3 separate regions of the Homo sapiens genome follow, and regions 1 and 2 are each linked to region 3. Evidence: chromatin loops called from intact Hi-C (ENCODE). Cell type or tissue: B cell. All regions are shown on one strand. Links, peaks and the distances in the headings refer to the core of each region. The heading gives the core; the rest is flanking DNA. Region 1 overlaps LOC105374945 (a long non-coding RNA gene). Region 2 overlaps LINC01108 (long intergenic non-protein coding RNA 1108). Region 3 holds the start of LOC102724463 (a long non-coding RNA gene).

The links. Hi-C counts contacts between places; a loop is a spot of excess contacts. Peaks named below come from ENCODE experiments on the same cell type or tissue, not always from the same donor. Only the 100,000 strongest peaks of a DNase experiment are listed, where the experiment ranks them.
Region 1: a loop joins it to region 3, with 8 times the contacts of the local background. A loop is called at or near these places in 2 of 110 quality-filtered maps.
Region 2: a loop joins it to region 3, with 7 times the contacts of the local background. A loop is called at or near these places in 4 of 110 quality-filtered maps.

Annotation. Positions count from the first base shown.
Region 1 is chr6:14,906,565-14,916,888 of GRCh38, reverse strand. All of the region lies in intron 2 of LOC105374945 (a long non-coding RNA gene), which reads left to right. Among named protein-coding and RNA genes, the nearest start is that of JARID2-DT, 330 kb to the left of the region's middle. RefSeq lists enhancers at 5,457-5,516, 6,207-6,266. In B cell, for the core only: no CTCF peak of the experiment used is centred there; a DNase peak (open chromatin) is centred at 6,028; H3K4me3 peaks cover 1,462 bases; H3K27ac peaks cover 1,561 bases.
Region 2 is chr6:14,271,197-14,281,520 of GRCh38, reverse strand. It overlaps LINC01108 (long intergenic non-protein coding RNA 1108), which reads left to right. Exons shown (of 2, transcript NR_108097.1): 2 at 1-1,394. Among named protein-coding and RNA genes, the nearest start is that of LINC01108, 9.1 kb to the left of the region's middle. RefSeq lists enhancers at 7,657-8,570, 9,841-10,324. In B cell, for the core only: no CTCF peak of the experiment used is centred there; DNase peaks (open chromatin) are centred at 4,340 and 5,700; H3K4me3 peaks cover 1,921 bases; H3K27ac peaks cover 4,360 bases.
Region 3 is chr6:14,656,943-14,667,266 of GRCh38, reverse strand. The region is part of intron 1 of LOC101928354 (a long non-coding RNA gene); the gene reads left to right. It overlaps LOC102724463 (a long non-coding RNA gene), which reads right to left and starts at 8,116. Exons shown (of 3, transcript XR_926514.4): 1 at 5,417-8,116; 2 at 4,946-5,058; 3 at 2,004-2,221. RefSeq lists enhancers at 5,783-5,902, 5,993-6,072. In B cell, for the core only: a CTCF peak has its summit at 3,014; DNase peaks (open chromatin) are centred at 2,926, 5,186, 5,916 and 8,166; H3K4me3 peaks cover 2,742 bases; H3K27ac peaks cover 6,992 bases.

The DNA.
Region 1 (10,324 bases), core at 1,172-9,171, 250 kb before region 3:
CCCAGTGGGTTCGTGATGTCGCTGGCCTGAGGAACGAAGCTGCAGACCTTCATGGTGAGTGTTACAACTCATACACAGTGCGGACCCAAAGAGCGAACAACAGCAACATTTATTGCACACAGCGAAAAAACAAAGCTTCCACACTGTTAAAGAGAACCAGAGCCACTTGCTACTTCTGGCTGGGGCTGCCTGCTTTTATTCCCTTATCTGGCCCCACTCACATCCTGCTGATTGGTCTGTTTTACAGAGAGCTGATTGGTCCATTTTGACAGGGTGCTGATTGATGCATTTACAATCCCTGAGCTAGACACAAAAATTCTCCAAGTCTCCACTAGATTAGCTGGACACAGAGCACTGATTGGTGCATTTACAAACCTTGAGCTAGACACAGAGTGCAGATTGGTGTATTTACAATCCCTTAGCTAGACATAAAGGTTCTCCACAGTCCCCTCTAGACTCAGAAGCCCAGCTGGCTTCACCTAGTGGGTCCCGCACCAGGGCCCCTGGCAGAATTGCCCGCCAGCACCACTCCATGTGCCCACAGTCCTCAGCCCTTGGGTGGTTGATGGGACCTCGGCGGTGCCTGTCGGGGAGGCTTGGACTGTGCAGGAGCCCACAGCAGGAGGAGGCTTGGGCACTGCGGGCTGCAGGTCCCGAGCCCTGCCCCGTGGGGAGGCAGCTGAGGCCCGGCTAGAATTCCAGTGCGGCACCGGCGGGCCGGCACTGCTGGGGGACCTGGTGCACCCTCCGCAGCTGCAGGCCCGGGTGCTAAGCCCCTCACTGCCTGGGGCCGGCGGCACTGGCCGGCTGCTCCGAGTGCGGGGCCTGCCGAGCCCATCCAGAACTCGTGCTGGCCTGTGAGTGCTGCATGCAACCCCGGTTCTCGCTCGCGCCTCTTCCTCCATATCTCCCCGCAAGCAGAGGGAGCCGGCTCCGCCCTCGGCCAGCTCAGAGAGGGCCTCCCACAGTGCAGCGGCGGGCTAAAGGGCTCCTCAGACGCCGCCAGAGTGGGCGCCGAGGCAGAGGAGATGCCGAGAGCGAGCGTGCTGTGAGGGCTGCCAGCAGGCTGTTACCTCTCAATAGCATGGTAGGACCTCAGAGAACTGGGAGAGGAGGTAGGTTCTAATAGTTGTAGTCTGTGTGCAGAAGGTGGGGATATGAGCTAGGTCTTGAAGGAAGAGTAGAAAGGTTGAATGGGTTGAGAGGGTGTCATTGGTAATTGGAAAAGTCAGAGGAATGACCCAGGGAACAGCATCTTGGTTGGATCAGAGGGTATGCCCTGAATAAGGACCAGTAAGAGATAACATGAGATGAATTGTAGAAGGGGTTGCAAATCAGAGTTGAGACTTGGATTAAGCCAAGTTGATAAAACTATAAAGAGAGCTATTGTAGGTTTGGAGGGTTTGCTTATAGTAAATTTCTTTCTCTCTCTCTTTTTTTTCTTTTTTGTTTGAGACAGGATCGCCTAGGCTGGAGTGCAGTGGCACCATCTTGGCTCACTACAACCTCTGCCTCCTGGGTTCAAGCGATCCTTCCACCTCAGCCTCCTGAGTGGCTGGGACTACAGGCATGTGCCACCACACCTGGCTATTTTTTTTTTTTTTTTTTCTGAGATGGAGTTTTGCTGCTGTCACCCAGGCTGGAGTGCAATGGCACAATCTCAGCTCACTACAACCTCCGCCTCCTGGGTTCAATTGATTCTCCTGCCTCAGCCTCCCGAGTAGCTGGGATTACAGGTGCCCGCCACCATGCCCAGCTAATTTTTGTATTTTTAGTAGAGACAGGTTTTCCCTATGTTGGCCAGGCTGGTCTCGAACTCCTGACCTCAGGTGATCTGCCTGCCTTGGCCTCCGAAAGTGCTGGGATTACAGGCACGAGCCACCGTGCCTGGCCTTGGCTAATTTTTTGTGACTTTTGTGGAGACAGGGTTTTGCCATGTTGCCCAGGCTGGTCATTTGACATTCCCACTAGTAAGGCACTAGGGTTCTAATTTCTCCCCATCTTCACCAATATTTATTTTCTGTTTTTTGTTTTTTCTCTTTTATAGTAGACATCTTAATTGGTATGGGATGATATTTAATTGTTGTTTTGATTTGCATTTCCTTAATGACTAGTGATGTTGAGCATCTTTCAGAAGCTCAGAAACATAAAAAGATGACCACATTTGTATATCTTCTTTGGGAAAATGTTCAAGTCCTTTGCCCATTTTTAATAGATTTTTTGGGGGCTGTTGAGTTTTAGGCATTCTCTCTATATTTTAGATATTTATTAAACCCTTATCAGATATGTGATTTGCAAATATTTTCTCCCATTCTGTGGGTGACCATTTTACTCTGTTAATAGTGGTTTTTGATGGAAAGAGATTCTTAATTTTGATGAAGTTCAATTAGTATGTTTTTTCTTTTGTTGCCTTTGCCATTGGTGTCATATTCAAGAAATCATTGCCAAATCCAATCTCTGAAGGTTTTTTGTTTTCCTCTGAGAGTTTTATAGCTTTAGGTCTTACATGTAGGCCTTTGACCCACATTGATTTAATTTTTTTGTATATGGTATGTGTATATTCAGCTTTCCCAGTGCCCACTGTTGTCCTTTCCCTATTGGATAGTCTTGGCAAAATATCACTTAACCGTATATGCAAAGGTTTATTTCTGAATTCTCTATTCTATTCTACTGGTCTGTCTCTTTGCCAGTAGCCTGCTGTTTTTTATTATTATGGTATTGTAATACGTTTTGAAATCAGGATGTGTGAGACCTCCAACTTAGTTCTTTTTCAAGATTGTTTTGGCTATTTGTGGTCCCTTGAGATTCCATATAAATTTTAGGATGAAATGTTCTGTGTTTGCAAAAAATGCCATTGGGATTTTGATTGGGATTGCATTAAATCTACAGATCACTTTGGGTAGTATTGACATCTTAAGAGTATTAAATCTTACAATCATTAACAAGGGTTTTTTTTTAATTTATTTTTGTCTTTAGTTTCTTTCAGCAACATTTTGTAGTTTTCAGTATGTAAACCTTTTGTCTCTTTGGTTAGGTATTCAACTCTTTTTGATGCTATTGTAAATAGAATTGTTTTCTTAATCAAGGCAGATGGTTTTGCCATCCACGATGGTTCTTACCTCTCTATTCCATGTTCCCTTTCTGAAAGGCCGGCTGATACTAATTAGGATGAGGGTGGAGGCCACCCAGAGGGTCACCTTCGCCCTGGGAAGTGAATACAATTCTGAACCTGCAGAACGAAGGAATAAGGGCTGGTTTAGAGTCCATCTGAGGTTGTTCAAGGTCTTTGAGACACACAGACATATTATTTAATATGCTTTATCGAGAGCACAAAGACAAATAACTTTCTTCCAAATCCTACTTCAAGCAAAGGGAAGAGAAATATAGCAGCTGTCGGGAGGCTATTCAACTTTTAAAGTTTGACTCCAGCAAAAATTGTAAGAGGCAAACAGTATATCCTTAGCTGTGTCATCTCCTCACCCCAATTCAGCTTTGATCTTTCTCTTCTTTTATACTGTTTCCCTGTTATCCTGTCATCACCCTACCTCACTCCTTTTTCCAAAGTTCCCTTTCCTCTGCTTCCTTAACAAATGTACCTATCCCATTGTCATTTCCTCAGGTTTTTTGCTGGGCAACAGTAAACTCTTCCTGAAAAATTAACTCTTGCAAAGCAAGAACAGGTGAAGTCTTTGCAATTTAACAAGGTGACAGTGTCTTCATCTGAGCAAGGTGAATGAGTTAGTCTAATTCTGGTGACTTCAGGAACCCACAGACTGGGAGGGAAAATGATTTGGGATTTTGCCTAGACCTAGTCTGATCTGTTAGTGGGCGGAAGCGGGAGGGGACAGAGAAGCCAGGGACAGATGACTGGGAAGCATGATGTTATGCTGCTCTTTGAGGCAAAGGAGCTTCACTACTAGAGGTGCCTCAGAGTCAAACTCAGTCTTGCCTTAAGTGGCTTGTCACAAGGTCTCAAGGAGCCTAGAGCTGTAATTGAAATTGATATTGTCTCTCAGTGACCCATTTCTAACCTTAGAGCTTCCTACAGACTTGGTCTTGGGAAGGGTTTACCCCTAGACTGTGTGGTTGCAGGAACCTGTGGGCATTCCAGAGGGAGTCTGTTAACTCAGCTTCAGAAATGAGGAAGATTATAAGTCAATGCAGGCTGAAAACCAGAGGACCCCAAACTGCATGGACTGGCTGATCACTAGCATGTGGGCTAACGTAAAGTGGAAAGCCTGCAGGCAATGGTGGCAGGCCATGCCTGCGGACCTCTGTTACATACCACCTGCCTGACCACTGTGTGTGGGGAGGTAACAGCCCCCATGTCCAGACCCCGTAGCAGCTCTCTTCCGCTCTGGTGAGCACCGAAGGCCAGGGCTGCACCGTCCTGGGCTGCGCAGTGGGAGGTGGGGCTTGGCAGTGAGCTGGACCGGGGATTCTGCTTTGTGTCCGGCTGCCCCGCAGAGATGTCTGCACCATGAATTTGATACAAAGTCCACAAACATTTCACTGCAAAAGGCACATTTTATCTCCCTTTGCAGAACCTCCAAGAGAGCCAAGCTTGGTGGCTTGCCAGACAGGCTCTACTCCTTATGTCTGATCTAGGGTACATGCTGGTGTTTGCCATCTTCCTATCGAACCCACATCCAGAGCTTTGGATGTGAGATGAAGGGGATGGTAGCTGGGGGAGGCTAGAGGAGAAAGACAATGCAAACAATACCTCAGGCAATGGGCTAAGCACACAAACCGATTTAGGTGGACCAGAGGAGAAAAGAAAAAAGCCCCAACAAACCAAAAACAAAGCAATACTTCTTTCCTACTTCCTTCCTTCCCATGCGTCTCATTTGTGTTGGTGGAAACTACAGATTGATTACTGTTTTGGGGCCTCTGATTAAAAACTCACATGTGTAAGAGACTCAGCTTCGAGATTAGGAGCTTCTTTGTTGAACCGAGGCAATCTCATGTTATTAAACCTTCCCTCTCAACTTGCCACCTGCTCCTCTCCTTCCCTAGCCCTAAGACCCTGAACCCATCTCCCCTTTTATCTTTGTTGCCTGTTAATTCCTGTTTCCTCAGGTGGAGGGCTTGTTCTGGAAATTAAGGTTTTGGGGACAGGGTTCCTCACCTTCCTCTCTTTGGGTATAGGAGGGCAGTCCTAAGATTTCCATAATCACAGCTTTTCCTGTGCCTCCTGCACTTAACGACTGCTACCGTACATCTGACTTCTTAAATTCATGGCCTGGAACTGCAAGGATATTTGCTAGTGTGTATGTTTTGTCTGCAACTAGATTGTCAGATTGGGTGAAATGGGCTCTGTATTAGTCTGTTCTTGCACTGCTATAAAGAAATACCTGAAACTGGGTAATTTATAAAGAAAAGAGGTTTAATTGGCTCATGGTTCCAGAGGTTGTACAGGCAGCATGGCTGGGGAGACCTCAGGAAACTTTCAATCATGGCAGAAGGGGAAGGGGAAGCAGGCACGTCTTCTACGGCCAGAGCAGGAGGAAGAGAGACAAGGGGGAGATGCTACACCCTTAAACAACCGGACCTTGTGAGAACTCTCACTCTCACAAGAACAGCAAAGGGGAAATCCACTCCCATGATCCAGTCACCTCCCACCAGGCCCCTCCTCCAACACTGGGGATTACAATTCGACATGAGATTTGGGTGGAGACACAGAGCCAAACCATATCAGACTCCAAGGCCAATTTTAAGTGGCTCCAGGATTCTCAAATTCTAAGTGTTTTAAGTGCTCAGACAGAGGCATAGCAGGCCTTCAATACGTTTTCACGATTTTCACTTTCTAGGAGCCTTCAGAGTGACTGTCTAAGGAGTTTTCTGGTCAAGCGCCGGGGTAGGCATTGGCATTCTTCTCCAGATGAAAGTCAAGAGGCAGACAACACAGTGACCAATGCCTCATCCAAACTCCTGAGGCAGAGGAGAGTCCAACTGCCACTTCCTAACAATGTGAAGCCATGATACGAGGCCTAATAAACTTTCCCTGCAGTTTCAAGAGGATGTGGTCTCTTTCACTTCCTGTCCCAAACTGTTCTGCACTGTTGCGCCATGCAACAGCTGCTTCGGATCAAGCCACGGCCAAATTCTTGCTGGGGAAGAGCAGTGACATTTGGGGAACCACAGGGACAACAGGGAGCCACTTCTGTGGGTGCTGGAGACTCCACTCATAGGACGTCTGGACACTGATGTCTAAAGCCTAAAGGAGGACATTAAAATGTTAGATCGGGGAGGGGACAGATCCACCATTGTAATTTCAAAGGTGAAACTCGGATGTCCTGGAAGGAGGGTAGACAGACCTGCTTGTGACCTGCTAATCCACTATCACAAACTGTGCATGCTTTCTTATCATTTTACTTCTTTCATAAATAGAGGACAGGAACAAAAAGCCAAAAGGTTACATGAAGGAGCAGGTGAGAAATCTCTAGCTAGTTCCCATGGTACTGTGGAGCTAGTACCGCATCATACTGTTCATCATACTTTGCTTGTGTTGTGGAGAAAACTCAAGCATAGACAAGGTGTCACTGGCCTCGCTGTAAAATAACAGGCTGTTAATGAAGCAGCCGAGGGATATGGAGATGGTGTCTTCATCCCTGTGCTCACCTTTTCCCGAATGTACCTTTTTCCCTTTAATTTCCCTAAATGAGATGTGCCATAGAATGTACCTAATTTGTGTCAGGTCTATACAATGAGAAAATCATAATACATCCATGAATCAGGGTTCAGTTAATTTATTTCCTAAACATCTACATTTTGAACTAATTTCAGATCTACAGAACAGATGGAGTCTCGCTCTGTCATCCAGGATGGAGTGCAGCAGCATGATCTCTGTTCACTGCAACCTCCGCCTCCCAGGTTCAAGTGATTCTCCTGTCTCAGCCTCCTGAGTAGCTGGGATTACAGGCACCTTCCCTCACACCTGGCTAATTTTTGTATTTTTAGTAGAGCCAGGGTTTCATCGTGTTGGCCAGGCTGGTCTCGAACTCCTGACCTCAGGTGATCCACCCACCTCGGCCTTCCAAAGTGCTGGGATTACAGGTGTGAGCCACTATGCCTGGTCAGGGTCATGTTTTATATCAAAGATTTAAAGCACTTCTCAGTGTTTTATATAGAAGACTTATAATGTCAGTTTGTCTCATTATAGAGGATAGATTTTGATCACTTTATTCGTCTACCAGGTTTCTATATTGTAAAATTATTATTTTTCCCTTTGCAATTAATAAGTACAATGTGGGGAGATAATTCCAGACTATACAAGTATTCTGTTTCTCAACAAACTATTATCCATTATTTTTAGCATCCATTTATATTTTGTTGTTGTTGTTATTGTTGCCCAGACTGGAATTCAGTGGTGTGAACGTGGCTCACTGTAGCTCACTGTAGCCTTGAACTCAAGTTACAAGAGGATCCTCTCACCTCGGCCTCTTGAGTAACAGACTACAGGTGTGCACGATGCCTAACTAATTTTTAAATTTTTTTTTTTTTTGTAGAGATGGGGTCTCACTTTGTTGTCCAGGCTGGTCTTAAGTTCGTGGGCTCAAGTGATCCTCCTACCTTGGCCTCCCAAACCTTTGGGATTACAGGTGTGAGCCACCATGCTGGGCCCTGGCTTGATGATTCTTGAATGAGTTAATCATTATCACAGTAATAATCAAATGCTTGTTTTTCTAATTTTATTATTCACATTTATCAGCTGGCATTTCCTGTTAGCATGAACTTTCTCCTTTCCCTTATTTATTTCTTTCTTTATTTATATCAGCATGGACTCAGAGAATCTTTTTTCACTCAGTGGCTTATTATTCATTACTATTGTTATTTATTTTGATGTTTAAATTGTCCTAGATTTGGCTGATGGGAGTCCCTTCCAACTGGCTTTTGTGTGCTTTTATAAATCAGGTGTATTTTGGTATAATTTACATACAGAAAAATCCATCCCTTTCAAGAGAATAGTTGGATAAATGTTGACAAACATACAGCTGTGTGAGCACCACCACTGTCAAGGTATGGAACATTTTATCACTCCAGAAAGTTCTTTTTTTTTTTTTTTTTTGAGACAGTCTCACTCTGTTGCCCAGGCAGGAGTGCGGTGATGTGATTTTGGCTCACTGCAACCTCTACCTCCCAGGTTCAAGCAGCTCTCCTGCCCCAGCCTCCTAAGTACCTGGGATTACAGGCATGTGCCACCACAGCTAGGTAATTTTTGTATTTTTAGTAGAGAGGGGGTTTCACCATGTTGGTCAGGCTGGTCTCAAACTCCTGACCTCAAGTGATTCACCCACCTCGGTCTCCCAAAGTGCTGGGATTACAGGCGTGAGCCACCGCACCCAGCCCCAGAAAGTTATTTTATACTGAGCTCATAGTCAGTCTCCTACTCCCAGTTCCTGGCTATCACTGCTTTGATTTTTGTCTCCATAGTTTTGCCTTTTTAGAATGTACTTTGTATTTGCTTGTTCTGCTTAGCGTAATTATTTTGAGATTCACCCATGTTGTTACATGTATCAATAGTTCATTCATTTTTATTACATGTAGTATGCCATGGTATGGATATTCCACAGTTTGTTTATTCATTCTTCTGTTGATGAACATTGGGGTTGTTCCCAGTTTTTATTAAAAATAAAGCTGTGGATGGGCATGGTGGCTCATGCCTATAATCCCAGCACTTTGGGAAGCTGAGGTGGGAGGATCACTTGAGCCCAGGAGTATGGAGACCAGCCTGGGCAACATAGTGAAATCCCATCTCTACAGAAAAAAAAAAAAAAAACCCCACAAAACAAAACAACAAAAAACTGCTATGAATGTTTGTGTACAAGCAATTGTATAGACATACACTTTCATTTCTTACAGGTAAATATTTCATAGTGGATGGCAGGGTTGTATAGTAGATTTATGTTTAACTTTTTAAGAAATTACCTGTTTTCCAAAGTGGTTGTACTGGCTGAGCATGGTGGCTCACTCCTGTAATCCCAGCACTGTGGGAGGCTGAGGCGGGCAGATCACTTGAGGTCAGGAGTATGAGACCAGCCTGCCCAACATGGTGAAACCCCTTCTCTACTAAAAATACAAAAATTAGCTGGGCATGGTGGCACATACCTGTAATCCCAGCTACTTGGGAGGCTGAGGCAGGAGAATCTCTTGAACCCTGGAGGCAGAGGTTACAGTGAGCGGAGATCATACCACTGCACTCCTGCCTGGGCGACAGAGCAAGACTCTGTCTCAAAAAACAAAAAAACAAAAAAGTGGTTGTACTATTGTGTATTCCCATCACCAATATATGGGAGTCCTAGTTGCTCTGCATCCTTCTCAGTGCTTGGCATGATCAGTTTTTTTACTTTTGGCCATTCTAGTAAGCACGTAGTTTTAATGCACATTTTCTTCCTTTTTTTTTTTTTTTTTTTTTGAGACAGAGTCTCACTCTGTCGCCCAGGCTGGAGTGGAATGGCATGATCTTGGCTCGCTGCAACCTCCGCCTCCTGGGTTCAAGCAATTCTCCTGCCTCAACCTCCTAAGTAGCTGGGATGACAGGCATGTGCCACCACACCCAGCTATTTTTTTTTATTTTTTATTTTTAGTAGAGATGGGGTTTTGCCATATTGGCCAGCCTGGTCTCAAACTCCTGATCTCAGGTGATCCACCTGCCTTGGCTTCCCAAAGTGCTGGGATTACAGGCATGAGCCACTGTGCCCGGTCTTAATGCATGTTTTCTTGATAACTCATGATGTTGAGCTTCTTTTCATGTCCTTATTTGTCATTCATGTATCTTCTCTGATGAAGCTTGGCTTCACATTTTTTGCTCATTTGAAAAATTGCACTGTCTTCTTTTTATTGAATTGTAAGAGCTGTATTTTGGATTGAAGTTCTTTATATTTAATTGTAAAGAAAAATAATGTATTCATTCATTTAAGTGAAGATTTAGGCCAGGGCTAGATAATATTTTAGGCTCTGTGGGCCGTATCATCTCTCTTCTAACTACTCAACTTTGCCTAGTCATAGATAATCTCTAAATGAATAAGCATGTCTGTGTTCCAATAAAACTTTATTTATAAGAACAGGCAGAAGGACAGATTTGACCTGTTGGCCAGGGCTTGCCAACCCTTAGCTTTGGCTTCAGTTTCTAGCACTGGACAGGGTTGACTGAATCTGGGTTCCTGCTGTGAATTGCAAGATTGAAATACAGAGTTCATTAGAACGATCTGGGGGCTAAGTCCAGTCCATTTTACTTAAAAGTCAGAATTGCAGGACATATAGAATTTCTATATCAAGCTACATGTTTCCTAAGTTATTTTTCAGACCTGGGAGCCAGTGATCC
Region 2 (10,324 bases), core at 723-8,722, 380 kb after region 3:
GTGTGATGGAAAATGCCGCAGAAATGAGAAGGTCCCACAATGAAAGGAGGATGCTGGTGAGGACCTAATTTGCAGACGAGCCCCAGGAACTCTGGTGCCCTGCTTGGCAAAGGATTTCAAGGCTTCCTGGAGAAATGGGGGTAGGGGGAGGGATCGTTAAGCCCTGGCACCCCAGATATAAAAAGGAAAGTCAGACGTGGGTAATCACCCTGTCTTCACCCAGCAGCTCCAGTTTTCAGCAAGGCAGAGGGGACACTTCTGCCTTCAGTCTCCCCTACTTCACATCAAGGCGCCGTTGCATTTGATGGCTCGGGACGCGGCCTTCCTGCCTCCCACACTCCCAAATCCATGCCTTGTTTATCTTTTTAGAATGGATCTCTGATGCCTGCCCACCACGCGGCTGGAGTGGCGCCAGCATCCCCAGGGCACGTCTGTGATGACCGATGAGGTCCACCACCTCTACCCCAGACCCTCCCATACCCAAAGGCTCCCTCTGCCCAGTGAAGTCCCCTTCGCCCCAGCATTCCTGCACCAGGCACATCCCAAGGGTGGCCCCGTGTCCTGCAGGTGGCAGGAGAGTGCACCCTCCTCAGACACCAGTCTGATATGTCACCAGGAGAGAGCGGGCGGTCCTCAGTGTATGCTCTTTTCTTGTCTCTGGGGAGCTTGTTTTGGCTCCTCAAGAAGACCTTGGAAAAAGCACAGGTTGTAGAGGCGGCATTCGCCGGGCAGAACCATGTCCCAAGACAACTGGTTAGTGAGGCCAGGCGTGACAATCATAATCGGAGCAGCAACTGTGCAATGGCATAGGCAAAGGGGGCCGAAGGCGCAGCAGCCACCACCATTATAGTCAGACTGGGCACCGTTTCCTAAATGTCACACATCCTTCCAGCCCCTTGATCTTTGCTTATGAAAAGGGTCATTCCCTCTACAATCCTCTAGAACTCTTTGTAGGTTTTTGTTTGTTTTCCAAACACTGTACTTGCTTCTTTATCTGTCTCTCTATGAACCGTGAGTCCCAGAGGACCTCGTGGTCCTCAATTATCCTTGCTTCTCTGTGGCCTGTGCCATGGGGCTGAATGTTTGTAGCCCCCAGAATCCATATGTGGAAGCCCTAATCCCCACTGTGCTGGTATTAGGAGGTGGGGCCTTTGGGATGTGATTAGGGTTAGATGAGGGCATGAGGGTGGGGCCCTCATAATGAGATTAGTGACCTTATCAAGAGGATGAGACACTAGATCCCTTGCTCCCTCTCTGCCTGCAATCACCAGTGAAAGGCCAAGTGAGGACATAATAGAAGCCATCCCTTCCCAGAACCCAGCCATGCTGGCACCCTGATCTCTAGCTTCTCAGCCTCCAGAACTGTGAGAAATAAATGTCTGTTGTCTACTCCACCCAGGTCGTGGTCATTCATTATAGCAGCACAAACAGACTAAGACAGTAGGGAACAGTGATTGTTACATTATAGGTGCTTAGCTAACTTGCTCACTGATCGGCTGAGGTCTCTCCCCTGCCATTAAACAGTGAACCAACAATTAGTTAGCAAATGCAATTTCAGCTTCTACTGAGGGAAAGATAATACACCCAGCAGTGTGAAGAAATTTCTTTGCAGAACCAAACTAAAGGTCCAGGTTACTAAACACAGCATTAGTTTTTCTCAAATCAGTATGTGTTGTTATACAGGCAAGCCTAATTAATCATATTTCCAGGGTATACACTGAATAATCTGAGAGAAGAAATCAATTACCTAAATTCGTGGTTCTCATAATTCGAAGCAGTCGAATTTCAAAGTGTAGGTTTTAAATCAGAACTGTTGATCGTGACAGATGGGGACATGGGAGGGAGGTGTGCATTTTAAATTTTAAAGAAACGTAATTTTATAGCAACCTGCATCTGTTAATAGGTTACATCTGTATCTTTTCAATGTTGCAGACATATAAGGCAAAAGAAATATTTTATAGATAATTCAACTAATTGACAGGCCTTTTGTTATTTCTTTGTTTTTTGGGGTTTTTTTGTTTTGTTTTGTTTTTGGTTTTGGTTTTTTTGGTTTTTTGTTTTGTTTTGTTTTTTGAGATGGAGTCTCGCTCTGTCACCCCGGCTGGAATGCAGTGGTGGGATCTTGGCTCACTGCAACCTCTGTCTCCCAGGTTCAAGCAATTCTTGTGCCTCAGCCTCCCGAGTTGCTGGGACTACAGGTGTGCGCCACCACGCCCAGCTAATTTGTTTTGTATTTTTAGTAGAGACAGGGTTTCACCATTTTGGCCAGCCTGGTCTCAAACTGCTGCCCTCAAGTGATCCACCTGTCTTGGCCTCCCAAAGTGCTGATTACAGGCCTGTGCTACTGCACCTGGCCTCTTTTCTTATTTCTAAATCTACTAACAGAGGCTGTTGACTTAGCACTTCTGCCCAAGCTCCTTCAAAGGCAAAACCATGCAGGAGGTGGGGAAGGTGCCTAGAATAAAAGGATGTAACAAATACAAGATGAGGAACAAGTAATATCATTTTTCTTATTGCTTGTTAATTATAATAACTCAGAAGTTGAAGCTTAAATATGTCTCCTTATCTTTTTTTATTCTTCTTTAATTAGTTCTGTTCAGTGAGCACCCTGGTTGGCATGTGTAAGACGTGCTCAGGAATACTCAGCCAATGACACTATAGGATTGCCGGATTTAGCAAAACTGATGTTGTAAAGCCGCTTGAAACTTCTAACGTGTGTAGAGAATTGTATGCACTTTAACAACAGATACATTTTCTTTCCTCTCCTAAGCTGCATTTGTGCCCATCCATTCTTGACCACATGCCTGTATGGCTGCTGTTGCTAGGGAGCCTGGATGTGACAAAGGGCTTTACAGCTCAAAGATCAGAGGGACCAGGACGCTGTGAGCAGCTGCCAGTGGGAACCTGGGCAGCTAAATGCAAGGGGCACTTTCCCCTCGCTGGCAAAGCAGCATCTGGGGGCTGCACTGGTTCCTGCCCCCACCTTCCTCTCCCTCTCCTCCTCCCCGTCTTTTGCCCCCTACCTCTCCCTCCATCTCCTCCTCCCCTTCTTCGAACTCACCTGCCCACCAGGGGCTGGGTAGTGAGTGAAACAGGAGAGGGTGCCCATCAAAGTGGTTTGGCGAGTGGCTACTGCTCAGTATTGCCATATGCAAGGGGCACTTCTGATTTTTCTATATTTTTCAAGCTATGCCAGTTATCTGGGTGTTGTGTGAAGTCACCATATTATTATTATTTCTTTTGAGATGTAGTCACCGTATTCTTCAGCACTGATGACTAACTTGAGTCTTTGAAAAACACCGTGCAAGCTAAAGCAAATGTCTCTGTGGGCTTCCCGACTGCAACCTCTGGGTTAAGGGAAGCCCAGTAGGTGTTTCTCTTTCCTGTCCTACCACCCTGAAGCCTGCCACGGATTCATTCAACAAGTGTTTTTGGACATTGACTATGTGCCAGGCACTGTTCTGTGCTGGACATAAGGCAGTGAAAACTCAGATAAAATGCCTGTTCTCAATAGGCCACATTCACTGAGAGATGGACAGTAAACAAAATGAGTAAGAAGAAAATGTATACTATATTAGATAGTACACAGGGCTATGGAGGAAAACAAAGCAAGATGGCAATAGGAAAGGTGGTTTAGTGTCCACTTTTGAATAGAAAAATTGGAGAAAACTTCAGTGAGAAGGCAGCAAGTCAACAAGAACCTGAAGGAATAAGCCACCTAGAGAACAAGAGAAGAACATTCTAGAGAGAGAGAGTGACGGCAAGTGCAAAGGTCCTGAGGCATGTAGCAAAGGGACTGGTCAGCAGGAGAGGTGGGAGTGAGTGAGTGAGAGCAGGGAAGAGTAGGAGGGAGGCCAGAGAGATGGGGTGGGACAGCCCACTGAGCAGCCTCTGCAATCCATGAAACTGTGGGGGAATTCTGAGCAGAGCAGAAAGTTGACCTGGCATGTTCTCACAGGTCACCCAGGCTGCTGTGTTGAGAGCAGACTGCAGGGAGGCAAAGTGGAGGAGGGAGGCTATGACAGTGATCACAGCAATGGAGATGATGGCAGCTCAGAGCGGGAAGATAGCACACAGGTGGAAAGAGAATGGTCAGATCCATTGCTAGGCAGGCCTCAGGAAATACCAGGTATGGAATTTCCCATCTCCTGGATTTGTTTTAGTCACCTATCAAAAGTAAAATGTAGCATCACGTTTAAAGAATTTTCCACTTAAAAAACCAAAACTGTTCACTTAGCTGCCTTAAAACTCTTTGCTGCCTTGATAGTCTGGCTTCCTGTGCACGGAGAGATCTGTTGACTCTAGCAGGATGAGTTAAGTGAGATCACAAGACACAGAAAGAGGAATAGACAGATCTGAAAATAAGCACTGGCTCATGCACCCAGAACCTAAAGCAGACCAAAATAAACCACATCCTCCCACCACTTTATTTTTTTATATTTAAGGGTTTTTTTGTTGTTTAGCAAAGTATAATTTTAGAGGTGGCAACCAGTTTGAAAAAAAGATGAGCAGGAGGAGAAGGGAAAGAAGAGGACGAGAAAGAGGAGGAGGAGGACAAGGAGGAGGAAGAGCAAGAAAAAGAGAAAGAGGAGGAGGAGTAAGAGGAGGAAGAGAAGGAGGAGGAAGAGGAGGAAGAGGAGGAAGAGGAGGAGGACCCTTAGCCAGGAGCCCAGGACTCAGGAGCAGTGCTGGCCCTTCCCTCTGTCACGAGTGGCTGCATGTAAGGAGAATGAGAATTGCAGACTTGAGCTGTTCAGAACCTCAAAATGTCTCTAATTAGAGACAGATTCAATGTCTGCTATATGTGCTATGTGCCACAGCATTTCCTGTTAATTAAAAGTCATTCACAGCTCTGTGGGTTAAAGGGCCTATTCCATACTCCAGATACTCCTAAAAGTGCTTAGGAAGGGGTAGGAGGAAAGGCATGGCCCACCTGAAAATAGTCCTGCTTCCCCTTGAGACCAGAGTGACCAGCAAATCACCGTGGCAGGTGGCATCTTCTCCCCTCCACAGCAGAGGCTCAGGCACTCCATTAAAAAGGGAGGTAACTGTCATCTCTCAATTCCAGGAATTCCTTCATTCTCTGCCCACCACTTCACCTTCTTTGGGCTCCCTCTCTGGCCTGACCTCCCAGCAGCACCATGTTTAGGTTCTCTTATTTGCCAAGACTCCCTAATAAAGATGCCTTGGCACTCAGCCCATATCCCCTCCACACTTCCCTCGATGTCTGAGGCTGCTCACTGCCAACCCTGGCATTCTGCTTTTTGCCTGGTTTGGGGAACCTTCTAGGTCCACCTGCAGGGAATCCAGAGTGCCAGGTCACTGCCCAGAAAGCCTGCCTCAAGCAATCATGAGCAAGGAACTGTTGGATAATGCCCAGCTTCCTCGTCCCGTAGATGGATTAAATCCAAGGCATGTTCTAAAGTGTCTCCGGGAGCTCCCTGTGGGATCAAGCTCCAGGTGCCCACTGTGGCAAATGGCTTAATAAGCCCCCTTGCTTCCCTCCCTTATCTGTCTCCCTTCCCCCATCCATGCTTCCTGGCCTAACCTCCTAAATAAATGATTTGTGCTTGAAGTCTTGCCTCAGTGTCTGCATTCAGAAGGACCTATCTAAGACACCCATCCACCGCCTCTGACTTGTGCTTCCCCAGGAGAAAGTTCTGCCTGCCCAACTCCTCTGATCCTGCCCTAACCCCCACAGGCAGGGCCCTTCCAGTCCAGGCTAGGCTTCTAGAACAGCTCCCCAGCACAGCCTGGCACCTGCGTCCCTGCGCATCAGGGGCAGGCATTATTGCCTCCTCGCCTTCACCCCCACCCACCTCTGCTGGAGGCTCATGCTCCGTCCTGTCCCAGGAGCCATGGCTATGAGCAGGGTGCCCCTCACAAGCATTCTGCAGCCGCTGCTGCTGGCAGCTGTGGTTTCCTATCAGCTGCTGCGTGCAGGCTGAGGGAGACACTCCTGGGCCTCATCCCAGACTTCCTGGCTTTGCCAAGCTCGCCGCTGCTGGGATGAACAAGGGAGCCCGAGTGTGGAGCTGTGTAGAGTCCCTCCAGGCCCAAGAGCACACTGGGGGCTGCCAATCTCCACATAGAGCTGAAAGAGCTGGAAGCAGAGCCCCAAGGGTGGCAACAGAGGACAGTCAGAAGAGGATGCTCACTGGGGTTGCATCTGGAAGTCACTTATAATTTGGATATCTAATGGCAATGTGGCCTCTTCATGAGGGGCATGGCTGGTCAGGCCTGGGCAGATTGCCTACACGCCAAGCTGTTCTGGTTGATTCTTTGACCGGTTGCCATAAAGCGCCTTTGATCCAACCTTGACACTGGTGGGTTTCACAGCTCTGAGGGAGACACAGCCATCTGGCAGGCTATCCACAGTGGGAGCCCAGACATCAGAGGTTTCTGGAAACATCCGTGGGTATTTTTAGTGCCCCATTTCCCTCCCTTCTTCCCTGACAGCTCCTAAAACAAACCTCAACAAGCAAGGAGGTGCCTGTGTTTCTGCAGCTGGGGCCTCTCCGCCTCCACTCCTGACACCACGTGGGCTGACCTCAGCGAGCTTCTTGCCTTAGCTCTGCGATCAGCCTTTCCTAGAAGGCCCCTGACCCTGGATACCTCTGCCTATGTGCCTGATTCTCATAGAGGCTGGTCCACAGCAAAATAACTTGCAAGAGGACCAGGACGCATCTCCAGTGCCTGGAACACTGCCTGCACGTCACAGGTGCTTCATACAATTTGCCATATAAATGAATGAATAAAGTGACTCATCACTGAGGCTCAAAGCAGTACCCAGGCCAGTTGTTGAGACACGCACCCCAGCGTGGGCTCCGCCACTGCACTCTGCCTTGTCTTGCTGGTTAAACACGTTACTCCCGTTTTTCCCTGTGTAAAGTGGCATACAATGGAGGTTGTGCAACGGAAATGGTTTAGTTGGACTTTCTGAAAGAAAGCCAAATCTGGCAGAATCAGAGGTTGAACTTAACAGACTCTTTTCCTTTGACCAAAACTTTATCTAGGCTCCTCCAAGTCCTCTGCTTGATGGGGCCTGAACTTGGGCTTCCTTCTGTGTCCTCATAGAATCCAGTCTGAGCAAGAATTCTGCTCACTTTAGCAAAAATCCCCTCTTTGGTGCCTTACCACCCTTAATGCCTTATCACCCCGACCTGCCTTTTGCAGTAACTGATCAAGTCAGTTTAGCCAGAAACCCCTCATCCTTGATGTTTTCTCTTAGTCATTTTCCACCCCTGACCCCACTCAGCTCCCTGGTTATAAATCCCCACTTGTCCTCGCTAGAGTTGAAGTGGAGTCCGATCTCTCTCCCCCACCGCAAGACCCCATTGCTGTGGTCCCCATACCCTATCGCCATGGCTCCCCTTGAATAAAGTCTGCTCTGCCATTCTTAAGAAACTGAACCAAGAAAATTCTAGAAGACAGGAGCAGTCAGTTCAATCATCAACACCAGTGAGGCAGCAATGAAGATACAGAGGTGTAACGTGACTGGGAAGGAAGCAGACAGGGTTAGGGGACCAAGTGGGTGAGAGTGGCAAGTGACTGACAGCCTGGAGTTATGGGTGGCTCCAGATTTTTCTGGCTCAAAACTGGAGAATAATACCATTAACCAAAATCAAGAACATGTCAAGAATATGTAAAAGGGCACTTTTCCCTTAAGTACCACAATCTCAGCAATGGCAGGCTTGACTCCTAAATAATATCAAATCAGAAATTTCTCATTCGTCTATCTGAGCAATTTGATTGAGACCTGTAATACATCTTTGCTAAACCAGGCCACAAAATGTGTACCCGATCGATATATAATTCCTCAAATACCTATCTTGTTTTCACCTTCCTTCTAGAAACATACATGGCCTTTTTAAATACACACATTTTCTACAGAAATGCTCAGGGCACAGAGGGCTGGAGGTCACAGCCATCTAGGGATCTAGGGTGTGTTGCCTTCTGCAGGCTGTCACGGGGCTCATGTGGGCCAGAAAAGGCTTCTCTGGTCTGAAGGCAATACTTGGCATATGCAGAACGCCTGCTGTCAGCAGTTGCTTTTCAAAGGCGATGTTAATTCCAGCTCATTGTTCTACCCCATTTTCCATTCAGAGGCACAGCACGAGGTATTTGGCAGGCCATGAACTAAAGCTGCACATGTATTCCAATCTCTTTTGGGGTGGGTCCCGGCCTTGCTCCCACACTCTCCCTCTCTCCTCCCACTTTTAGTATTTCAACTTTCTTCCCCTTTTCATTTCTGCTTCCGACTTACATACTGCACGGGTGTGGCCTCGTGGAAAAGTAGATTGGTCTTTGGAAATAGAGCTATTCCCACAATAGGTGGAGATGTGGGATAGATTGGAATGATCCAAACGCAAATCTCAATCCAGATCCTGTCGATACGAGACCGTGGCTGTGGTGTAGACGAGGAAGGCTGGCAAACCCAGAAAGATCCAATGGACAAAGCTTCATCAAGCCCTTATCATGCCTGGCATTGAGGATGTAACAAAGAACAAGGGAGACCCCTGTTCTCAAGGAGCGTAGGGTCCAGTGGGCCATGCTAGGCCTGAGGTCACCTCCCTGAGAAGGAAGCCTTGTCACTGCCATGTTAGAGATGGGCAAGCTCAAGTGCAGAGCCATTACAACCTTCCTAGCAGCCAAGCCTCATTAGTGGCAAACTTCCAGGTCTACTGACTCTGCTCCCTCTATCACAGCTGCCCACTGGCTTAACAGTGGCATCAATACACCCATCCTGGATGACTCTATCCATGACTTGGAATGATCCTTATAACCTATTAAGCAGGAAACAAAATTAAAGAACCCAAATCCAGCTTAGTGCCAGTTTCTAGTGGCATCACCTGATGTGTTCTTTTTGCCTGCTGCACTGATAAAACCAATTCATTGAGACAGTGGTATTGCAGTAGAGAAAGGGTTAATAATTGCAGGGCTAGCCGAGCAGGAGGACAGGAGATATTACTACTCAAATCAGCCTCCCTCAGAACTCAGAGGCTATGGATTTTATAGATTGTTTGTTAGGCAGGGGGCTAGGGAATGGGGGCTGCTAATTGGTTGGGGATGAATTCACAGGAGTATGGAAAATGGTCCTCCTGTCCTGAGTCAGCATCTTGGTGGAGGCCACAAGACTGGTTGAGTCATGAGTCATGGGTCCAGGTGAAGTAAGTCGCCAGAATGCAAAAGTCTGAAAACTATCTCCAAAGGCCAATCTTAGGTTATACAATAGTGATGTTATCTATAGGAGCAATTGGGGAAGTCACAAATCTTGTAATCTCTGACCACATAATTCCTGAGCAGTGAGGAATTATAGAAAAGCAAGCTAGGAACAATGGCGGGTTATTGTTTAACTGTACCTACATTTTAGCAGAGTTCAGGCCCCTCCCATAACCATAATCTTTTAAACTTTTATTAGTTTTTCAAAGGTGGTTTAGTCCCTTAGCAAGGAGAAGGTTAGTTTTTGGGAAGGACTATTATCATTCTTGCTTCAAAGATAAACTATAAGCTAAATTCCTTTCATGTTTAGCTTGGCCTACACCCATGAACGAATGAAGACCAACAGCCTGTGAGGCTAGAAGCAAGATGGAGTTGGCCACACTAGATTTTCTCATTGTCATAATCTTTGCAAAGGAGTTTTAATCTCTAGCTTCCCTTTAAGTTCAAGGTTGAGGTTGCATAGAATAACTTGAAAAATTGGCCTATTATTCAACAACCTTTGTGATAAAGATTACCCCAGAGGGTGTGACCTTAACTCTGAAACATCCTATTATTCTAACAGAAAGGAGTTAGGCTCTTAAACCTGCTCAGTAAATGCCAGATCCAAATATTCTAGGAGGTGCATAGATTTGGTTACCTGGCCTCTCCTCTTGTTGAGTATCTGCTGTACTCCAATTACTACATCCATTTAATCACACTGTGACCGGACCCCACAGTCCAATCACAAGAATGAGTGGTTGGCAGTGTTATGACTAGGCTGTCCCAAAAGCCCTAGTTCCAAATTTACCAGGCAAGGAGAGCAGCAGGAAGACCAGCTGCAGAGGGGATTGACTTTCTTCCACTTGGTCAGGAGGCCGGCACCTTTGAAATTCAAAGGCACTTCCTTAAAGCCAAAAAAAAAAAAAAAAAAAAGCTAGTCCGGGTCCTTCTGATCAGGGAGGATGTGGAGGACGGGTGTGAGTCAGCTCTCCAGGCAGCTGCTGTGAGCTGATGGAGCTTGGGTGGAACCCACTGAGACACCGCACTCCAAAGCACCTACCGCCCAGTGTGGCTAGTGTGGGAATGCCAGTGCATGCCATCCTGCCTTGGGCTTCTCCAAATG
Region 3 (10,324 bases), core at 1,588-9,587:
AAACTGATCTGAACTAAGCCTCTATATCTAATTTCATTTTACAGGACAAGAAATATGAGGCACACACGTGTGTGCACACACATGCACACACACAAGGCAACCAGCACTGCAGGAATGCAATCAGCAAAATCCAGACTGTGTCAAATGCTAAGGGCAAATGACATGGTTTATTGAACAAAAATTGCAAGGAAGAAGCAATGATGGGGGCAAGCTATAAATTAAAAGAGTCTTATAATAAGGGGCATAACAACAAATTGCACGGTGTGGCACCTCAATAGGATCCCAATTTAAACAAATTGTTAAAAAATTCTAAGATTCATGAGGAAAGGTAAACTTTGACAGGATATTTGGTGATATTGAGGAATTATTTTTTAAAGATGTTAGTATGGTATTGTGGCTATGTGTTTAAAAAGTCCTCATTCCTTTAGAGACATAGCTGGATAATTATAGATGAAATGATGCGATACCTGGGATTTGCTTTAACATGATCCAGAAAGGTGGTGCACAGATGCACTAAGATTGGTCATGTATTGATAATTAATGAAGGTGGGTGATGGGTCTATCAGGTTCATTGTGCTATTATCGACTTAAACAATGTTGTATTTTTTTTCTTTCTAATTTGGTCTGGAGGTCTCTCTCTGGAGAGTAGTTATTTGGTTGTAGATGTTTACAATGTGCCTTTCACAAGGTACTTCTTTATCCTGGTGGACGGCCTCATGCCTGAGTGTCTCCACCTGTGACCAGGTGTCCCTCTCACAGGAAACTCACTTATACTTGTGCTCTCGTCTGACCTGTGTCTAGCTTATTCCTACTAAGATAGCCACGCTCTAGGAGAGCCCTGAATGGGAAAGAAGTTAGTTAGGTTTGAGTGTGTCAGTCAGGTAAGACCCAGAGGAGGCAAAAGAAAATGCATGAAATAACTGAAGCAGTGTATTATTTACAGATCCTGGAGAGAACAAGACAGCAACCTCAGGGCGAATGGGAAGAGGAGAGCTGTCTGGGACATATGTGCTCGACCAGTGGGTTGGAGACTGGGGAAGGGACTTGTGGGCCAGAGCCTTTGTTGGGATCCAGGGAATTACCCAGATGGGTTTCCCTTGAGGAGTTGTCATTGGTGGATTTAGAGCAAGCAGGCAGGAGTCCCACCAGCTAACGTTATGACTGAGAAGTGGTCGTTGAGTCATATCTGCATAGTCCGCCTGGGGTGCGGGGTCAGGGTGAGTCAAGTGGGCTGTGTCTATATGTCCCATAGGAAGTTGGCTGCCAGGAGGCAGTTGTGTAAGGCAGATACGTGGATTCATCACATTGAGGAACTGGGAGGAGGCAGAGAACTGGAAACTGTTTCACATGCTTCTGGTATGAGAAAGTCCAACTTATATTTAAAATGGATGATGAAACATAATATCTATATATATTTTTCTGAGATGGAGTTTCACTCTTGTTGCCCAGGCTGGAGTGCAATGGCACGATCTCTGCTCACTGCAACCTCCGCCTCCCAGGTTCAAGCGATTTTCCTGCCTCAGCCTCCCGAGTAGCTGGGATTACAGGCATGCGCCACCACACCCGGATAATTTTGTATTTTTTTCTTTTTTAGTAGAGACAGGGTTTCTCCATATTGGGCAGGCTGGTCTTGAACTCCCGACCTCAGGTGATCTGCCCGCCTTGGCCTCCCAAAGCGCTGGGATTACAGGCCACCGCACCCGGCCCCATAAATTTGTAAGACCTTGCTACACTTGTGTTTGACTATTTTCATAATGAAAAGTTAGAAATAAGAATGCACTCTCAGAGAAAGTCCCAACATTAAGAGAAGGTTGTGTTTAGTCCATCCCCTCGGCTTTGCCCCATGGGGACCCACCTGAACACACGCTAGCCAATGTGGGTTCTGTTTTCTGCCCTGGAGCCTGTCTGTAACAGGAAGCTCAGGAGTGAGTAGAGATGAATAGAAGGGTCAGGCCCTGTCCTCATGTTAATTAGCTATTCATCGTAAGGAATGGATTAACTGATTCATGATTTTCATAAATTTATTGGCCCTCCAGTTAATGAAGATCCTAATGCAGTATCTTTTGGCATACATCATTCCTTTGCGGGACTGGCTTGTCCCTTTCGGCAGACTGCCGAGCTTGGCTATGCAGAGAATGACAGCTGCTCACATTTTGGGCTTGAGGGAACTGGTGTGTCCTGTACAGAAGGTGGAAGGAGGCGGGAAACCTGGAGAAACAGGCTGGAAAGGGTAAAAATGTCCCAGTGAATTAATAATGCATGTGCACTTCCAGCACGCAGGCTGGCACTGAGAGGCTTGCTGTTTTCTGTCGACATCTGCACATCAGGATAATGGTTTTGAAGGGTTAACCTAGGGCTACTCTGTCTCTCCTTCCAGCTCCATCATTCTCCTTTTGCCAGCCCCTCCCTCCCCCAAAGCAGCCAGGCCATCTAATGCTTGTTGCCTCAGGGGACGGATGTGGTAGGAGGGAAAGCAAATAGCCTGGGTGCCTTTTGCTGACTTACACGTGTTTCAAAGGACTGCGCCCTTAGGGAGAAATGTCAGAGGATGAGATTGGCTCCCTACACCCGTCCTCATCCTCAAATCTAGATGAGGTTTCCCTGGGGTTAAGAAAGAAGGAAAGACAGTGGGTAAAGCATGATCTTATGGAGAGAGTAGCCTGCATTCTACTTCCTGGAGCTGGCTGCAGAGTCAGACCAGGATGGGGGCGGGGGGCCTCAGCAGACATTGCAGAAACTCCCAAGCCCCAGTGTGGCACAGGCCAGGCCAGGACGATTCCCCCCGCCCTCCACTCATCTGTGCTTAGACTGGTCAGGAGAGCCAGTGGGCCAGGAAGGCAGACAGAGGCAAAGGATGTCTCAGGGGACCTGTGGGCCAAAGGCTGCCTCAGCAGCCACCTGCACAGGCAGGTGGCAGCAAGAACCAGGTGACAGCCCCTTTGACATTGCACTAGGCTGCACTAGGCCCCCCAAGGCCGAGATGCATAGCCATTACATCAAAAACATCCCAGTGGAAGAGAGCAACAGTAGGTAGTTGTACATGATCTCATATACGTACTATCACTCAAGACAAAAACAAAACAAAAAACCACCGAAACCTCAAACCAAAATATACCAAAATATACAAACAGAAAAACCACTCTCTTCCTAAGTAAAAAAACAGACATTCTTTAGCATCCAAATGAACTCAGAAAATTAGAGAAATACAGAATAACACAAAGAAGAAAATGAAATCTACCTATCAGTTTATCAAATATATATCATTTTAATATTTTTATGCCTGTATTGTATAGATGAAAAAAATTGAACTCATACTGTATATGCCTTTTGTATCTTGTTTTATTCACTTAAACAGTGAACATTTTCCTCTTCTATTAAATACGCTTCTCTAAAACACTTTTAAAATTTAGCCAATACCTTGTATTGGTGTTTTAGGTTGTCCCAAGTTTTGTTATGTACATTATGTTTTTATGACAAATAACCCTTGGACATAAATGATTTTGCACATCTCTGTGTTTTTAAGCCATTAAATATAGTCATGTACCATGTAATGATGTGGCAGTTAATGATGGACTGCATATATGATGGTGGTACCATAAAATTATAATACAATATTTTTACTGTACCTTTTCTATGTTTATTTTTTTAATTTATTATTATTATTTTTTGAGACAGAGTCTTGCTCTGTTGCCCAGGCTGGAGTCCAGTGGCGTGATCTCTGCTCACTGCAACCTCCAGCTCCTGGGTTCAAGCAATTCTCATGCCTCAGCCTCCCGAGTAACTGAGATTTTACAATCATGTGCTACCATGCCCAGCTAATTTTTGTGTTTTTAGTAGAGACCGGGTTTTGCCATGTTGGTCAGGCTGGTCTCAAACTCCTGGCCTCAGGTGATCCGCCTGCCTCAGCCTCCCAAAGTGCTGGGATTACAGGTGTGAGCCACTGCACCTAGCCCTTTTCTATGTTTAGGTATATTTAGGTACACAAATCCTTACCATTGTGTTATAGTTGCCTACAGTATTGAGTACAGTACCATGCTGTGTAGGTTTGTAGCCTAGGATCAATAGACTACACCTTCTAGCCTAGTAGGCTACACCATCTAGGTTTGTGTAAGCTACTCTGTTGATGTTCGCACAACAATAAAATTGTCTAATAGTGCATTTCTCAGAATGTAGTCCTGTTAAGTGACCTGTGACTATATTTTTGAAAGAGTTGTTTATCCTTGTTATCTTCTGGTTGTTTTCCATTTACACTTCTCATTATCTCCTCAATACACAAACGCTGGTCCCCATCACTCTATAGTAATGGATTAGGAAGAGGATAGCATTGACCTCCAGGGTGCAAAGCCAGTGGTCTCTTCTTTGTATTAACTAATGCCCTGGCACTCTCCCTGAAACCCCTGCTCTTTTGACCTCAGGGATGCTATGATCACTTAATTTTCCTCATTCTCCCATGATTCCTCTTTTGCAGCCTCATTTGCTTGCTTATCTTTTTCACGTTCTCTTTAAACTGGCACAACCCAACATGCTCCCATCACCCCTCCTATTCTTCATCCTCTTCCCCCAAAAGGGTCCCCTATGCCTAATGTGCAGAAGACTGTCAGGCACTCCATGCGCTTCCAACAGCTCAAGGACTTACCCATTGCTTATTCTAGAGGCAACTCTGACCCAGGGTAACCCTGCACAAACCAGAGACTCATGCGGTCTAGTTTCAAAGGGAATGCTGAATTTAGGGAAACTGTCTAGCCTCCAAAGGAATTTAAAAATAACCCAAATCCTTTATTCCCATTTTCAAAGATCATCAAAAATGGAATCCAAATACAGAGTTCACAGCAAATGATTCTTCTCCTACTTTGTTCTCCATCCCAGCTTCCCCTGCCAATTATTCAGAGTCTCTTAACTCTTCAAATCCTAGAAAACGCTCTCATCCCTCTCCATCATTCCTTACTCTCATGACTTTCTTCTCCTGATTGCAGGGCTGTCACCATCTTGCACTGCCAGCTGTCCTCTCTGAAGGTTGAACTCCTAACAGAAGTTTCCTCATGTTTGTGGTAGCAGCACCTTGAGAAGTAGAGAAGACAAGAAGAAAAAAGGAGTCAGCACAGATGACAAGCTCTGCTTTTTAGTGTACATGGTCTTCCCCAGTATGCACATTCTTTTCCTATTCTTGACTTATCTCCCTTAACGATAAAATGGCCAAGTTAGAAACCCTAGACACTCTTATTCTCTTTTCTTTCTTTCTTTCTTTTCTTTCTTAAGAGACAGGGTCTCATTCTGTCACCCAGGCTGGAGTACAGTGGCACAACTGTAGGTAGCTCACTGCAGCCTGAAATTCCTAGGCTCAAGTGATTCTCCTGCCTCAGCGACTTCGGAGTGGCTGAGATTCCAAGCTTAAACCATTGTGTCCTGCACTTCTCACTTTCATGGCTGTTATCCTGGGGGTCATCAACTTTTCTAGATCTGATTACAGAAATGTCTCTTCTTTTTTCTTTATTGCTGCTGTTAAAGCTTTGATCCAGATCTTTCTCAAGTCTTAGTTATTTTAGAGTCTGTTAGCTGATTTTCCTGACATGCATCTCTCTCGGTCCTCTAATCTTCCATGTACACTGCTGCTGCTGCTGCTGTGAAGCAGATCTGGTCACCTCAGTCTCTTGGTTGACAATCTTGCATTGCTCCCCATTGCGTGCATATGGCTGAAAGTCCTTTCTTTGGCATCGACAGTCCTTCATATTGTCTTTCCTTCAGGATGTCCCTCTCATTACTCTTCTCCATGGTGCCGCAGCTCTCTCACATTGTCTGTTCACTGCTCCCCAATCCTCCCTTCACTTTCACTCTTTGACTTTCTGTTCATGATGTTTGTACTTCGTGGAACACCCTCCTGCCCTCTCTAGCTGGGTGACTCCTTCACGTTCTTCAAGGCCCAGCCTTGCTGCTTCCTCTTTCATGAAACCACCTCAGTGCTATTTTCCAGCTCAGGGGCTTTCCACTTTGTGCTCACAGGAATTTGTTTGTGCCTTTATGATGTCACTTATCACACTCTGTTTATCTTTCCTACTACATTGTAAGCTCAAAAGCAGGAGCATTATTCGTTTTGGAAAAATCTCCAGTACCCAATCTGTAGAAGTTGCTACATAAATGATGCCTTATTCACACGCAAACAAATTAGTGTTTATTCACCTTCAGCGTGCCTCTTCATCATATTATTGTGTGAAGCCTGAAAGAACCTCTGATTCTTGCTTGAAGGTGGAAGAATTTCACTCTAAACAGCAGCTAGGCTATCTGAATGAGGCAGCAGAGGAAATTTATTGGTGTAGAAAGAATGCAGTGGGGTCAGTGCTGCTGTGCAGCAGATCTTTAGCCAGCTGTAAACAAGCCTGCTATGTGTGAAAATAGAGACTTACAAAGCAGGTGTATTAGAGTACCGTTTTTCATCTTGTCAAAGGAATCATCTTTGCATTTGCTCCTCTTCTCTATTCTGTATCATAATCTGTAACACACAAGGGAATAGCCATTAGAAAATTCTGTCGATTTTCTCTCCTAAATCTCTAATTTGATGACTTTCCTCTATTTCTCCTGCCTATGCTCTCGCTGTTTTCTTTCCTCTTCTAGATTATTGCAACCTGTCTGACTAGCTTCAGGCTTCAGCTTCAATAGCACTTCCTTTCAAACCTTTTCTACCCTCCAAGACTGGGTTAGGTGACTTGCCTGCATGCTCCTATACCATAACTGCCTTTAAAAATTTTTCCTTATCTCTTATCAGACTCCAAGTTTCTTAGCATCCTGAGCTCATTCATCTTTTTACTTCCGTTGCCTGCACATAACAACTGCTCAGTAAATATTTATTGCATGAAGGAATTACAAAAGTATATATCCAAATATTTTGAACTCTTTTGTTTTTGCATGATATCTACTAATTGGAGCAAGACACATTTATATTTTGATGTGGAAAACCAGGCTGCTTAATGAAATGAATTTCACTGGCTTAGCAAGTAGGCGTTTTGTTTCCGCCTTTGTCTTTGACTTTTCAATACCAATTAAGATTTGCATAATGTAAACATGTATTGAGAGTTATGTCTTGGGGTGGGGCTAGGCACTTGCACATCCATTCTCTTTCTTCCCCATAGTTTTTCATCAGTTAATTGCAGATAGTAATTATATCTGTTAGCAAATAGTGCTGTAAAGAGTGACTTTTCATCTTGAAAGAATGTATGTGCTTCCCTAATCACCTGAGTTATTACTAGAATGTTATTTGTCCCCTAGGAGGACTAAGCCAGGTATTGCAGATGGTTTCCCAGTCCCTTAATGGAAACACATCTATCCACCCATCCATTCACAGCCTCAACATTCTCAGAAGAAATCCTCAAGTTTCACATTTTTAAAGAAATGAGGACAAGTGTTATATTTTTAAATACCTTTACAAGTCATTCTCAAAAGCGTTATCTCTTCCTTTCTACCTATGTGAGTGACTTCCAGCAATTTGATTTTGCTTTTAAATTGAACAGGAGGAATTTGTATGAATTCTGAGGGGGATATGAAGTAGCTTTTCAAAATTAAAAGTGAAAAAAAAAAAGACTCCATGAAAAATAGGACCAGAGACAAAACAGAATGTTTTAAGTGAGATTTGTATGCAGGAAAGTGAAAATCAAGTATTGATTCTCCTCTCATTTAGCTGCAGATGAAATCTCCTGGATTCTTGTACCCTCCAGAAAAGAGGGATGGGTTAAGATTCATGCCAGCAAGCCATTCCAGTTCTCCTTGCCTGGCAGCAGCATCCAAGCTAGGATTCCTGGAAGAGAAGTTTGCAGCCCCAGGAAACCAAGGCATTGACCTGGGCTGTCAGTGGCAGCTTAGGCGAGCTACGGAGAAATTACAGATGGAAAGAGGAAATGCTTGTCCTTCTTCCTTTGTCAAACCATGTAAAACAAACTGGAACAAGATGCTGTTCTGTTCTGTTCTGTTCTGAAGATGTGAGTGAGAAGCACTTGTGACAGAAGACATGAATTGAGTGAGATCTTAAAAGATTGCTCACAGGGCAGCGGAAGAGGAGAAGGGAGCTGGAGTCCAATCCTCAAAAGGAAGGAGGGATGAACCTGCATCTGTGATGAGAGAGGCTTGGAATGAGGCCACCAGGCACGTGAAGGGGAAGTTACAGGACTGCCTCTGAGTCGTTTGGCCTCAGGGGATCTTGGCAGCCCAAACATCATTCTCTGTGGTGAGAGATACTAGAAGACCACAAAGCAATGGGAACAGCGGGGCCATGTCAAGTACACCTCCTCCTTTTTGATAAGGTTATTTACTTGAGACCAGAGCTTATAGAGTGTGGACCCTAGAGAGTCTGGGGAGGGTTAAGCTCTGTGTGTTGAGGAGAAGAGAATACATTTTTGTGAGTGTCGGTGCGACGGGTGGAATTGTGTTTCTCCTCAATCCATATGTTGAAGTCCTAACCTCCAGAACCTCAGAATGTGACCTTATTTGGAGATAGGCTCTTTACAAAGGCAATTAAGTTAAAGTGAGATCATGAAGCTGGTCCCTAATCCAATATAACTAGTGCCCTTATTAGAAAAAAAAAAAAAAGCAAGTTTGGACAGAGAGAAACACACATAGACAGAACACAATGCGAATATGAAGATGGCCGCCTGCAAGCCGCAAAGAGAGGCCTGGAATACATTTTTCCCTCACAGCCCTCAGAGGGAAGCCACCGTGCCTAAACCTTGATCTTGGACTTCCAGCCTTCAGAACTGTGAGACAATACATTTCTGTTGTTTAAGCCATCACATCTATTGTACTTTGTTACAGCAGCCCTGGCAATTGAAGGTAGTTGGTGCTGGCAGCCTCTTCCTTCCATCAGAGGACACAGAAGAGAAGACAAGGATCTAGAGACTCTGTAAAGCAAAGATGGGTTTCTTCTGGTGCTGTACCTGGAAACCGCAACAGTATTTATAGAAGTGACACACTGGCTCAGACCTCAGCTGATCCAGTGATTTCTCTCATCTTAGCAAGCAATGTTCATTGGCCTACAGTAATCGTGCATTTGCTGCATGATCAGTTGTCAACTGGCCAGATAACCTACTAGGCACATGATTCTGTGCCCATCTGCAGGAAAACACCAGAGAGCTGGGCTGAGATGCAGTGAGTGAGAGCTGGGCTGAAAGTGTTCCTTGAGGTTTGCCTGAGTTTCTCTGAGCCTGCTCTCCTCAGTCCAACCACAGTCACTTCTGATTGTGAGGGTTGGAAAAATCCAAAGCTTGGGCTGAAAAGGTTGCCTAAGATGTGTTCTGTCTTTACTGAGCTGAGCAGAGCCTCTTCATTGGATTTCTATCCATTTGAAGAGAGCAAACCGTTAGAAGAGCTCAAATATTGATATTTCCTCTATCTCTAAGTGATTCCTTGAAAGTATCATTTTTCTTCCTTTCCTTTCCATTTCCTCCTAAAAGCATGTAAAAAATATGAATGCTAATTCGAATACAATTATCCTTATGATGGATCAGTTTACTGGATGTGCCAAATAGATGCTTATCATCAGAATGATCTGGCATCAGCATAATCAACTATTTGTAGGAAAAACATGAGAGAGAGGAAGACAGGTGAGCCAACACACCAGTTAGAATGTACACGTACACTGAATTTGGACACGCTCCATACTCTTCTTCACTCAGGTATCCATCAGAGTGCTCACCTTGTCAGTGGCTGTTGCTGTAAGTATGTGTCTTACATCCAGCGTCTTCTCTAGGTTTCAGATGCAATGAGGTGTTTCCAGGCTCTGCTACTCAGTTAAGTCCCACAATGCTGATAGGGCTATTGGAACAGTCAATCAAAGTAAAAGAAAAGAGAAAAAGTGATGGGAATCAGAAGCAAAGAGACATGCCCAAAGGCAAAGAGCTCTGTAGAGGTGGTGGATTTGGACTTGTGGCACGTTATTCAAATATCTTCTTCCCACGGGCCCCCCAAATTATTTGTACAAAAGACCTTTCGACCCATCAAGGAGAGGTCCCTGCAAGCTTTGCTCTTCTGAAAGACAGTGCAGCATGGTGCTTCACAGCATGAGCTTTGGAGTTAAGCCAACTTCAGTTGTAATCCTGGATCCACCATTTACTAGGTTTGTAAGTTATTTTTAACATCTTGGGTCTCAGTATTCTTAAGCTTAAACCTTAACCTTAACCTTCAAATGGTCGCAAACCCATCATCAATAAAATAGAAAAAATAAATTGTGGTGTGTTTCTATAATGGAATATTCTACAACTGTAAGGATTAATAATCTATAACTATACACAATCCACAGTACAACAGCACAATACAACTACTCACAAGAATATGGATGAATCTACAA